Linked DNA regions of Homo sapiens: region 2 is linked to region 1. The links are chromatin loops, found by intact Hi-C in ENCODE. Cell type or tissue: GM12878. All regions are shown on one strand. Each heading gives the region's core, and the rest is flanking DNA. Links, peaks and the distances in the headings are about the cores only.

Region 1 (5,383 bases), core at 189-5,188:
GATTTTTTAAATGTCCTCTGTTCCCATGGAGCTTGCATTCTGCAAGAGCAACAGACATCAAAAAGATAACTGGGCAAATGACCACATGATTGCAGTTGGGATAAGTGCTAAGTCTAGGGTAATCTTCATATCACCCTGTGGCATGTATAAAGGAAGACCTTTTGCTGGTGTTTTGTAAAACCAGTTGTCTGTGTCATTTATTTTAACATGTAAAGTACACTGCCTTGTATTGTTACAGATCTTTTTCTCCATATCCGGTCTCTCCTGAAGAACAGAGTATTCTACATTTGTTTTATATGACCCCAAGGTGCTTATGTAGCATATTATTTATACATCTAATGAGGTCTTAATATTTTTTGAAAGAGTGATTTCATTAATTAACGGCAGATTTTAGTTAATATGTACAGTCTGCCACAATATACTTTAGGCATTTCACAGTTTTCTCATAAACTGGTTGCTGTTTCTGTCCCGGTTTTACACATGACAGAGCCAAGACACAGACAAGTAGAATGACTTGCCTGTGCGGGGGTCCTGGGTTGGCCAGTGCATTCATGTACTGGACCAGGGCCCCTGTATCTTGCAGTAATGTATCCGTGGGCGTTTCCCCCCAGACATTCGAAGCACACAGCTAATCTGAGAAAGAAGTGATTTGGCGAGGGGTTGGGGGAGTAGGCGGTGGGCACAACGGTTCCAGGTGACTTTCAAGTTGCTAATGAAAGAGGATCAAAGCGCTGCTGAACTGCTCACCTCCCCGCTTGGCCTGCCTTGCCCAGCTGACTTTCTTCCAAGGGCCTCAGAGGCAGCATTACCACAGGCATTAAAGATGGGGATGGGGAAAGAAGGCCCAGAGGGAAAGGGAACCACATGCTTACCTGCTAATCACTGCCCTGCAGCTGAAACACTGCAGAGCTGGCTGCTCTGGGATAGGAGAGGAAGGCCTCATTTAATCAGGAGAAGAAAGAGAACCAGGGGCCTCTGAGATGGCCTGCAAGGCATCACGGTCTGTGAACTGGTCTGTGAACTGCGGGCCTGCCTGGAAATGCATTGTCAGAGTAGAGTGATGCTTTCTTTGTAAATCCCTTGTCTTCCCTGATTCCTTTTTCCTGACTGAATCAGGCCAAGATGCTCACCCAGAAGAGCACAGCATCACCCTGTCTTTCAATCCCCAAAGTAGCCCTTACCCCTAGACAGCAACATCATCTGTTACAATTGACAGCATGAAGGAAGGCATAACCCCTGCAAAGTGACTGCCCTACAACTCAATTTGATTTTGAATCCGCAAGTGCAAGTCTCATTCCTGGTAACTAATAGTAACAGAATCTGCTGATGTATTCTACCGCATCCCAGGGAGACTCATGTAGCCATGAAGACTGAAGAGGATTAAGTTAACCTTCCATTTTATAGCTGCAAATTACTGGGTTGATGTCAGGTAGGGTGAGGAGTATGTTCCGGTTATAGCTGGTAGCAAGATGGCTGCATGCATCATGAGGCTTTGGCCTAAAAAGCTTGTCATTATATAAAAAAGCTATAGAGAGCAGAGAAAATGTCATTTCCAATTTAGAAGATCATAATCGATTTTTAACACATTGGTCCTTAGGTGATACAGAATTCAACAAAAACGGGGCTTATAAAAAGCCAGGGTTCATAAAATTACAAAGATTATAGACAAAAATAGATAACATATAAGACTTACCAGCTGGGCAAGGTAGCTCAAGTTTGTAATCCCAGCACTTAGGGAGGCCGAGGCAGGCAGATCACCTGAGGTCAGGGGTTCTAGACCAGCCTGGCCAGCATGGTGAAACCCCATCTCTACTAAAAATACAAAAAAATTAGCCAGGCGTGGTGGCGGGCATCTGTAATTTCAGCTACTCAGGAGGTTGAGACGGGAGAATTGCTTGAACCTGGGAGACGGAGGTTACAGTGAGCCTAGACTGCGCCATTGCACTCTAGCCTAGGCGACAAGAGCGAAACTATGTTTCAAATAATAATAATAATAATAAGACTTACCATTTGCCAGGTCCTGTGCAAAGCACTTTATCTCATTTGATCCCTGGGAAACCCCATAAAGTACTATTATGCCATTTCTCAGATAAAGAAACTGAAGCTCAGAGACGTTTAGTTGCTTGCCTGTGGATATAACACTAGAGAGCGGGAGAGCACAGTATTTGAACCCAGGAGGTCTGATGCTGGAGGTCATGTTTTTAACCTTATCTCTGTATTGCCTGCCCAAGTGCTGGCTGTGTGCATGTATTCTCAATAATCCCTGGCCAACTTCCTGCTTTGCTGTCAGTAGCAGAGCTGAAGAACTTACAATAGACGGCAGAGGGCGTCCAGAGTCACTATTTTTAAAAGGTGCTAGTTTTCAAAAGCATTTCTGGAATTCAGAGAGAACAGAGGTCCACATAGCAGGCTAGACAGGAAAGGTAGCTGTAGATAGACTTTAGGGAGTATATAGAATATTGCCTTCACGCAGGTTAAGAAATATTTAGTGTTGAAAGGATACTTTTAAAAGAGAGAAAGCAGTAAAGTTGATCCTCTGCAGAAAGTAGACCAATGTAAGTATCATGCAATGTGTCCATGTGCGTGTACACGTGAGCACACATGCACACACACATTAGATGTTTTGTGAGAAAACATACACTCAGTTTCTTATGAAAGAAAAAGGATGGTCATTTGTCTCACTTGGGAAAGGGTTTCCTCCCAAATTGAGAAGGAAAATCCCCCCAATTAACTGTTTGCCTTTATTAACTAAAATCACATTTGTGTGTGAAAGAAGTAAAAAGGAATTAGGATCTTGGTTATTTTGATTGTCTCTCTACCCTTCCAGATTCATCAAATGATAGTCAACCTTACTGTCTCTTCCTGCCATCATCAGGAATGACTAAATCTTGGAGCGTTCTCCATTTAAGTGAGGGAAATGTTGGATTCCCGGTGTATTTATCACTGCCCATCTCTAAGAATAGGTCAAAGATGAAATTCCCATTATCATGAAACTTTAATATATATTGAGACTTCACAGAGCACTAACTATACTGGGGCTGGGATGGGGATTCTGATGAGAGATATCCCTGACAGAGACCAGAGCTCAGGAGGAAGAAAGGACAGATGCCCTTGTTCAAGATGACTTCTTCATGGGCATCGATAGATACATTCTTGAAAACCACCCAAAGTACCTAGAGGAGACCCTAGTGCAACTGTGCATTGTACAACAACTGATGAGGTAAAAGAAACAAACTGTTAATGACTCTAAACAATGTGGCCCACAGAGTTGGTATGGTTTGGCCACACCAGCTCAGGGATAAAGGTACTAGAAAAAATCTTGGGGAAAATCCTATTGTACATATTCCTTACATAATGTCTGTGATTTACCTCACTTATCAAATGAAAAAAACCCAAAACACCTGGTTGATGGCCATTTGGTCAAACACCTCTAGGAGTCTGGAGTTGAGTGGCCAGAACTCAGTCTTTCTTTACATGCTGTGTTAAGCAGGCTTTTATCTCATTCAGGTGTTAGAAGTGGAGGGAGGAACACAGTTAGGCTGTGTTCTACTGCACTGCATAGGGAGGCAGGGTATCACCCAGGCACAACGCCCACTTTGCAAGTAAATAATCAGTAGCATGAAGCTCACTTCTGCAGGACCCACCATGACAAAGTGGAGAGCTGGGCGGTTAACCAGTGAACCAATTGAGTGGCTCTGGGCTCCTATACCCCTTTCATTCCACAGCCTGTGATACACCCTTAGAGTCAAAATATCAAATTCAGTGGGCCATGAGTCTTGCCCAAAAGTATAAATCTTTTTTTCATATGGACTATTTGGGTCTATTTTCAAAAATCCCTTTTTCTTCTCTAAACTATCTCAATTCCACATTTCACTTTGCAGGTGTAGACATGACTTTTAGGTTGTTGATGATTTAATGCTATTGAAATGTTCTTATATGCAAAACACCTAGATAGATGCAGAGTGTGGGACAAAGACAACCAGCACATTGCTAAGCCCAAGTAGCAAATTTCCTGACCCCATTTTAAAGGTTCTGAGACAGATAGGCGGAATAGGTCCCCCTGTCTTTGAGTAGAAGAGTTGGCAAGCAAGCTGGACTAAATGGGCCATGTGCAATTTTGCTGTCTGTTCACATTTCAAATAAACTAATGTGTTATGATTTTTTTTTCTCCTTGAATTTTACTTCCTCTTCTTTCTCTGTTCTTCTATTTTGTGTCTTCCCCATCATTTTGTTAATGCTTCTCCCTTTGAAAAAAAAATATTTTAGGTCCCTTTTTCAGGTTCTTTTGTGACAGAGCTTGGCTTCCTGTGTTCTCACTCTTTCACTCACTGACTCAGAGTAGAGGCTGCTTTACTGGAACTTAGGAGAAGCCAGAGGTTTGCTTTCAGTCCTGTTTTCTCCCAAGCCTAAAACTCTTATTTCAAGGGAGAAGATGTGTAGGCCAAGTTGAGAAAAGCAAGCAACAAGCCTAAAAATCATTTTCCTCACCAGCTGCCCTTGGGCTACATCCTGTAGAAAGGTGACAAGGACACTTGGAGCTGTCCATTTGCTCCCCAAATGTGTCTCCCAATGCCCAGCATCTTATGCAGCCTTTGACATGAGTAAAGTCCCTCAAGGTAAGCCATGGGAAAGATCAACCTACTACACAACCATCTTTTACTGCAACCCAAGGTACATTTTAACTTTCCCAGTTTATTTGAAGGAGAATATTAACAAATATCAGTTTTTTCCCCTGGAAAACATAGAGGAAAGATTAAAAACAGAAAAATGTTTGCCAATTCAGTATTTCCAGGCCTAATATTCAGATACCACCTAATAACAATGAACTTTAGATGTAGGTTTAAAGCCCAACTCTGGAACTACATGTCTCATCCTCTACTTACAGCTTAGAAGATGCTTACTACCACAAAATTAATTATATTATACTACTACTTTCATCTTTATTGTTTTAAGTTGAAGCAGCCAAACTGCATTTGTCTGCAGCAATTAGGGAAGGAATATTCATTTGTAAGTTAATCCCAGTAACTAGTTCTTAGAATTGACAAATGAATAGAAAATGCTCAATCAAACCTCTGGGTAAGAATTTGAAGATTGTTTCAAGTGAGATCAGGGAAAATTGTGCAGCTAATTAAGACAACCATGGGAAAAGAGTGAACCATGATGTTCATTATGACTCAGTTCATAATACTTCTAGGTAAAGTCCACACTATTTGGAAAGCACTGCAGCATTCCTGGTGTCAAAACCTCCAAAAGCACATTAGAAAAGTGAAAGATGTTGGTCCATGATGAGCTCATCTAGTTATTTTAGGATTTCTGTAGTCACCTATGTTTGGTATTAAATGATGATAACGAAAATGCCTTTCATTATTTATCCCTGGTTATC
Region 2 (5,383 bases), core at 235-5,234, 220 kb after region 1:
AGCATGGTACTGGTACCAAAACAGAGATATAGACCAATGGAACAGAACAGAGCCCTCAGAAATAATGCCGCATATCTACAACTATCTGATCTTTGATGAACCTGACAAAAACAAGCAATGGGGAAAGGATTCCCTATTTAATAAATGGTGCTGCGAAAACTGGCTAGCCTTATGTAGAAAGCTGAAACTGGATCCCTTCCTTACACCTTATACAAAAATTAATGCAAGATGGATTAAAGACTTACATGTTAGACCTAAAACCATAAAAACCCTAGAAGAAAACCTAGGCAATACCATTCAGGACATAGGCATGGGCAAGGACTTCATGTCTAAAACACCAAAAGCAATGGCAACAAAAGCCAAAATTGACAAATGGGATCTAATTAAACTCAAGAGCTTCTGCACAGCAAAAGAAACCACCATCAGAGTGAACAGTCAACCTACAGAATGGGAGAAAATTTTTGCAACCTACTCATGTGACAAAGGGCTAATATCCAGAATCTGCAATGAACTCAACCAAATTTACAAGAAAAAAACAAACAACCCCATCAAAAAGTGGGCAAAGGATATGAACAGACACTTCTCAAAAGAAGACATTTATGCAGCCAAAAAACACATGAAAAAATGCTCTTCATCACTGGCCATCAGAGAAATGAAAATCAAAACCACAATGAGATACCATCTCATATCAGTTAGAATGGAGATCATTAAAAAGTCAGAAAACAACAGGTGCTGGAGAGGATGTGGAGAAATAGGAACACTTTTACACTGTTGGTGGGACTGTAAACTAGTTCAACCATTGTGGAAGTCAGTGTGGTGATTCCTCAGGGATCTAGAACTAGAAATACCTTTTGACCCAGCCATCCCATTACTGGGTATATACCCAAAGGATTATAAATCATGCTGCTATAAAGACACATGCACACGTATGTTTATTGCGGCACTATTCACAATAGCAAAGACTTGGAACCAACCCAAATGTCCAACAATGATAGACTGGATTAAGAAAATGTGGCACATATACACCATGGAATACTATGCAGCCATAAAAAATGATGAGTTCATGACCTTTGTAGGGACATGGATGAAGCTGGAAACCATCATTCTCAGCAAACTATCGCAAGGACAAAAAACCAAACACTGCATGTTCTCACTCATAGGTGGGAATTGAACAATGAGAACACATGGACACAGGAAGGGGAACATCACACACCAGGGACTGTTGTGGGATGGGGGGAGGGGGAGGAATAGCATTAGGAGATATACCTAATGCTAAATGATGAGTTAATGGGTGCAGCACACCAATGTGGCACATGTATACATATGTAACAAACCTGCATGTTGTGCACCTGTACCCTAAAACTTAAAGTATAATAATAATAAAAAAAAAGAAAAGAAAACTCACGGGTTCTGTTTTGGATCTGTTCCATCTGGAGACTCAACAAACATTCGAGTAAGATGCTGGAAGGGCAATTAGATATATGAGTCTGAAGTTTAAAGGAGGTGTCCAAATTACAGAAATGTAGGTATTTCAACATATAGATGTTGTATGAAGCCACAAGACTGGTGCCCTCAACTATAGCCAATGTTGAGGAGTGATAGGGTCAAAAACTTGATTGGAGAAGCTTCAAGAGAGAATGAGAAAAGAGGGATGGTAATAACGCAGTGCAACTAGGTAGAGGGGGCATTCATATACATACTTTACAGGTGAGGAAATCCAGGCTCAGAGAGTGAGTGTAACTTGCTAAAAGACACACAACTGGTAAGAAACAGAATCGGGCTACAATCCAGGTCGCCACAAATGAGTGTTTCACCCATTTCTCCAGGCCGACTGGACTGGGACTTCTCTGCTGTCCCTTCCTTCCTATACCCCTCTTGGGTTTTATTTTTTGGCAAAGGAGATATGGGGGGAAAGGGGAAAGAAAAACTACAATTGATACTCTAAATGAGATAATATATGTAAAGACCCTTGGAAAACTGTAAAGCCATATAGATGAAGGGAAGTATTACTATTAAGTTTGGTAAGGTTTATTTATAACATTATCACTTCCTGTGATGGCTAATCATTTTAATTTCCCTCAGAATTGACCTTTAAAATGAGGAAAATTGGACTTAAGTTAGACAAACTAATGCTATAATTAAAACATGGTCAAGAAAGATTTCAGGGATCTTCTGGCAAAGAGATTGGGGAAGAAGCCCATCTCTCTGGTTGACTTCCCCTGAAAGCAAAATAAGCCATGAAACAGATGGTGAAAGATACTGTTCATTTTGCCATGAAATAGATTGTGGAAGAAATATTGATCATTCAATGAGGAGCTATCAAAACTGGTTTTCCTTGAAGGCAACTCTGATTTTTTAATAACATGATCTGGATGGGAACACTACCCATCCAGCTAAGGAGCATTCATGGACGAAATCTATGAAAGCTTCAAGAAGAATCTATCTGCCCCATGAGTAAAAGACTGGCCTAATTTGAGGTCATGTGTGACAGAAAGAAAATAGCATTAACCCAAAATGAAAGTCTCTGAGTCAGAGAAACCCGTGTTTCTCACTTTCCCCTAGATTTCTCAGCCAGCCAGAAAAGGAAATAACATGATCCCATCTAAGGACTTTGTATTGAGAAACTAGGTCAATCATCATCTAACTAAGAGCCTCCTATTGAAGTAAATGAAGCGTGTTTAGGAGATTCAGACAGATGTGCTTGTAAGTGGTTATCTAAATGTGACCCCTAGTGTACAACTTGTGTGGCACTCACAGGGGAAAATCTAGGTGATTTGATGGACTGGAGACCACAGAATCATGGAATGCTCAAGCTGGAAAGAACTAGAGAGCATCTAATCCAGTTTTCTAGCTTTACAAATGAGTGGTTACTATCTTTCTATCACTAGGCAAGTGATTAAGTGACTTGCCTAGGGTGAGATAGTGGCAGAGCTGGAATGGAACTAGGTCTCCTAAGCCCCAATCTAGTCATTTCCTATCCATTTGAGAATGTTTTCCATAAAATGCCATTGTCTTTATGTAGTTTGATGTAGGACCTACCTACAGAAGAACGTGGGAATTAAGTGTTGATTTCACATTGGCTAATATGAAGAGGGTATTGACATCATTTATATGATCTGAAGCAGTGCTCATTAGTAATTGAATCTTAAAGTGCTCATGTTAAGAATTGCTAGAAAGATTGAAAACACTTTCCATATTTTCCACATTGCACATCACACATTTAAGTGGCAGATTATGCCACTTCTTCTCAGCCCAAGGTTCCTAGTGATCTTCAAAAGAAAGAAATTATATCATGGAACTAGAACATTCAGTCAGGGTAGAAACCTGCTGGACTGTCTCCCAAGGTTCCCAGCTATGGCCATTTGTGTAGGTAGCTATTATTTTTCATCCATGGTTCCAGTAGTAATAGAGGACATTGTGTCCTCCTGCATACTGGTTCTCCCAACCCAGATGCCCCTCACTGCCATCCAGTGAGTATTCGGGTCACTCACGCTGTAATTTCTTCCAATAGTTTGTTGCATATTCCATTGTTGGATCCATCCCCTTCTGGATCCCCTCAGTCTGTAGAATGACCTTGCCTTCCCCCAACTTTACTGAAAAAAATCAAGGCCATTCAACATGACCTAACAAAGCTTCCCTTTTCTTCACTCTACAATGTCTCTTTATCTTTTGTCCTTTCCAAAAAAGAAATATTCCTTTTCTTTTCAATGTCTAGTCCTTTTGTCCTTGTGAACCCTTCCTGGGACATTGCTTCATCAGTTATCAACATTCTCTTCTTCATTTCCATTTTCTCTTCTCTTTATGACTCCTCCCTTAGCTAGAAAAATGCCCACAAAACTTTTAAAAAAACTTTAAACTCAAACTTTAAAAAAACTTTAAACTTAAACTTTAAAAAAAAGAATCTGTTGGCCAATTCCTCTCAAGTTAAATCCATTTTCACCCTCCCTTTTACTTCCAAATTTGCTGAATGATCGAATTTGCCACCTTCTTTATGCCTTGCAATTTCAATTTTAATCCAAGAGTCTCCTGGAATTATTTTCCTAGAAAATTAAAATAATCAAAATTGAATCATTTGACCCAATGACCTATTCTTAGTTTTCAGACTTTCTTGACCTTTCCATGGAGTTTTGTCCACTCAGAAAATATTTACTAAAGATCTACTTTGGCAAGGCTCTGAACTAAGCCCTGTGGGGAATAAAGATGAGAAATGCCTTGCCAAGAGCTTAAAAACTAGTGGGAGAAACAAACAGAGAGATATACCAAGTGAGTGCTTTTTCCTTACAGCAATTTGGTTATATAAGTCAGCGATATTTTTCACATTATTTGTGTGTGTGTGTGTGTCTAATCATCCCAGTTAGAGTATAAGTTTCTTGAGAAAAAGAACCTGGTCTTCTGTCCCCAGTGTGCCCTGCATAGAGCCTTGGCCTTGGTAAATGTTTGTGATAATCAGCCTCTGAGATGGCCCCAGTGGTTCTTGCCTCCTGGTTTTCATGCCCTTGTGTGGTCTCTTTAAATATTGAATAGGTCTAGTTTATGCAACCAATAAGATTTTGAGGAAATGATGGTCTGTGACTTCTGAAGCTAAGTTACAAAAAAATTACACTTTTGTCTTGTAACTGAGAAAACTTTGCAGCTACATATACAGTCTACCTTTTATGGAAAAACAAATATGACTCGGGGGTAGAACCAAGAACTCAGAGCATGGAGCCAAGCACAATTAAGACTTATGCCGGGAAAGAGTAACACTGACTAGTGAGGCCTCTTGTGAACAGCCCGTGAAGAACTGAGGCAGGACTCCTGCCCGCAGCCATGTGAATGCACCATCTTAGAAGTGGCTTCTCCAGCCCCAGTCAAACCTTTAGATGACTGCAGCCCTGCCAAGATCTTGACTGCAACTAAATGGCCAAGCTAAATTGCTCCTTGATTCCTGACCCATAGACACTGTGTGAGATAATAGATGCTTTTTTTTGTTTTAAGCCACTAAGTTTTGGGGGGTAATTTTTTTATGTAGCAATAGATTACTAATACAGTGTTTAATAAATATTTGTCCAGGAAATAAATCATATCTCAAGAAGGAACATAACCAAATCCCAAGTATGCTTAGTAACTAAACTAAACAAAACAAAAAAACCTTTCAAACATATACTCCTAGGCCCTTGGCAGGGAGAAAAGTTGACTCTCAATCATAATATACCCTCTTTATGGGCCCAAAATACAAAAAGAAAGCAAGGAAAGATGTTGTGATTCACTTCACTGTTGACCAATGTAGACTGTATATTGTTGTCTTCTTCCTTGAATATGCAAGGAATGTCCAAAATGTATGTGGACTGGCAAGAAAAACAGGCAATGTGACCCAGGAGATAATAAGGGAGTTAAGGCTCTT

The links. A loop is a pair of places that touch in the nucleus more often than their neighbours do. Peaks named below come from ENCODE experiments on the same cell type or tissue, not always from the same donor. Only the 100,000 strongest peaks of a DNase experiment are listed, where the experiment ranks them.
Region 2: it touches region 1 in a loop (8-fold over the local background); 4 of 110 quality-filtered maps call a loop at or near these places.

The regions. Positions count from the first base shown.
Region 1 is chr5:72,364,238-72,369,620 of GRCh38, forward strand. It overlaps PTCD2 (pentatricopeptide repeat domain 2), which reads left to right. Exons shown (of 10, transcript NM_024754.5): 10 at 1-4,158. Among named protein-coding and RNA genes, the nearest start is that of PTCD2, 47 kb to the left of the region's middle. In GM12878, for the core only: a CTCF peak has its summit at 2,311 (motif pointing right); a DNase peak (open chromatin) is centred at 2,344; H3K27ac peaks cover 389 bases.
Region 2 is chr5:72,582,071-72,587,453 of GRCh38, forward strand. The region is part of intron 7 of TNPO1-DT (TNPO1 divergent transcript); the gene reads right to left. Among named protein-coding and RNA genes, the nearest start is that of ZNF366, 77 kb to the left of the region's middle. In GM12878, for the core only: a CTCF peak has its summit at 2,728 (motif pointing left); a DNase peak (open chromatin) is centred at 2,561.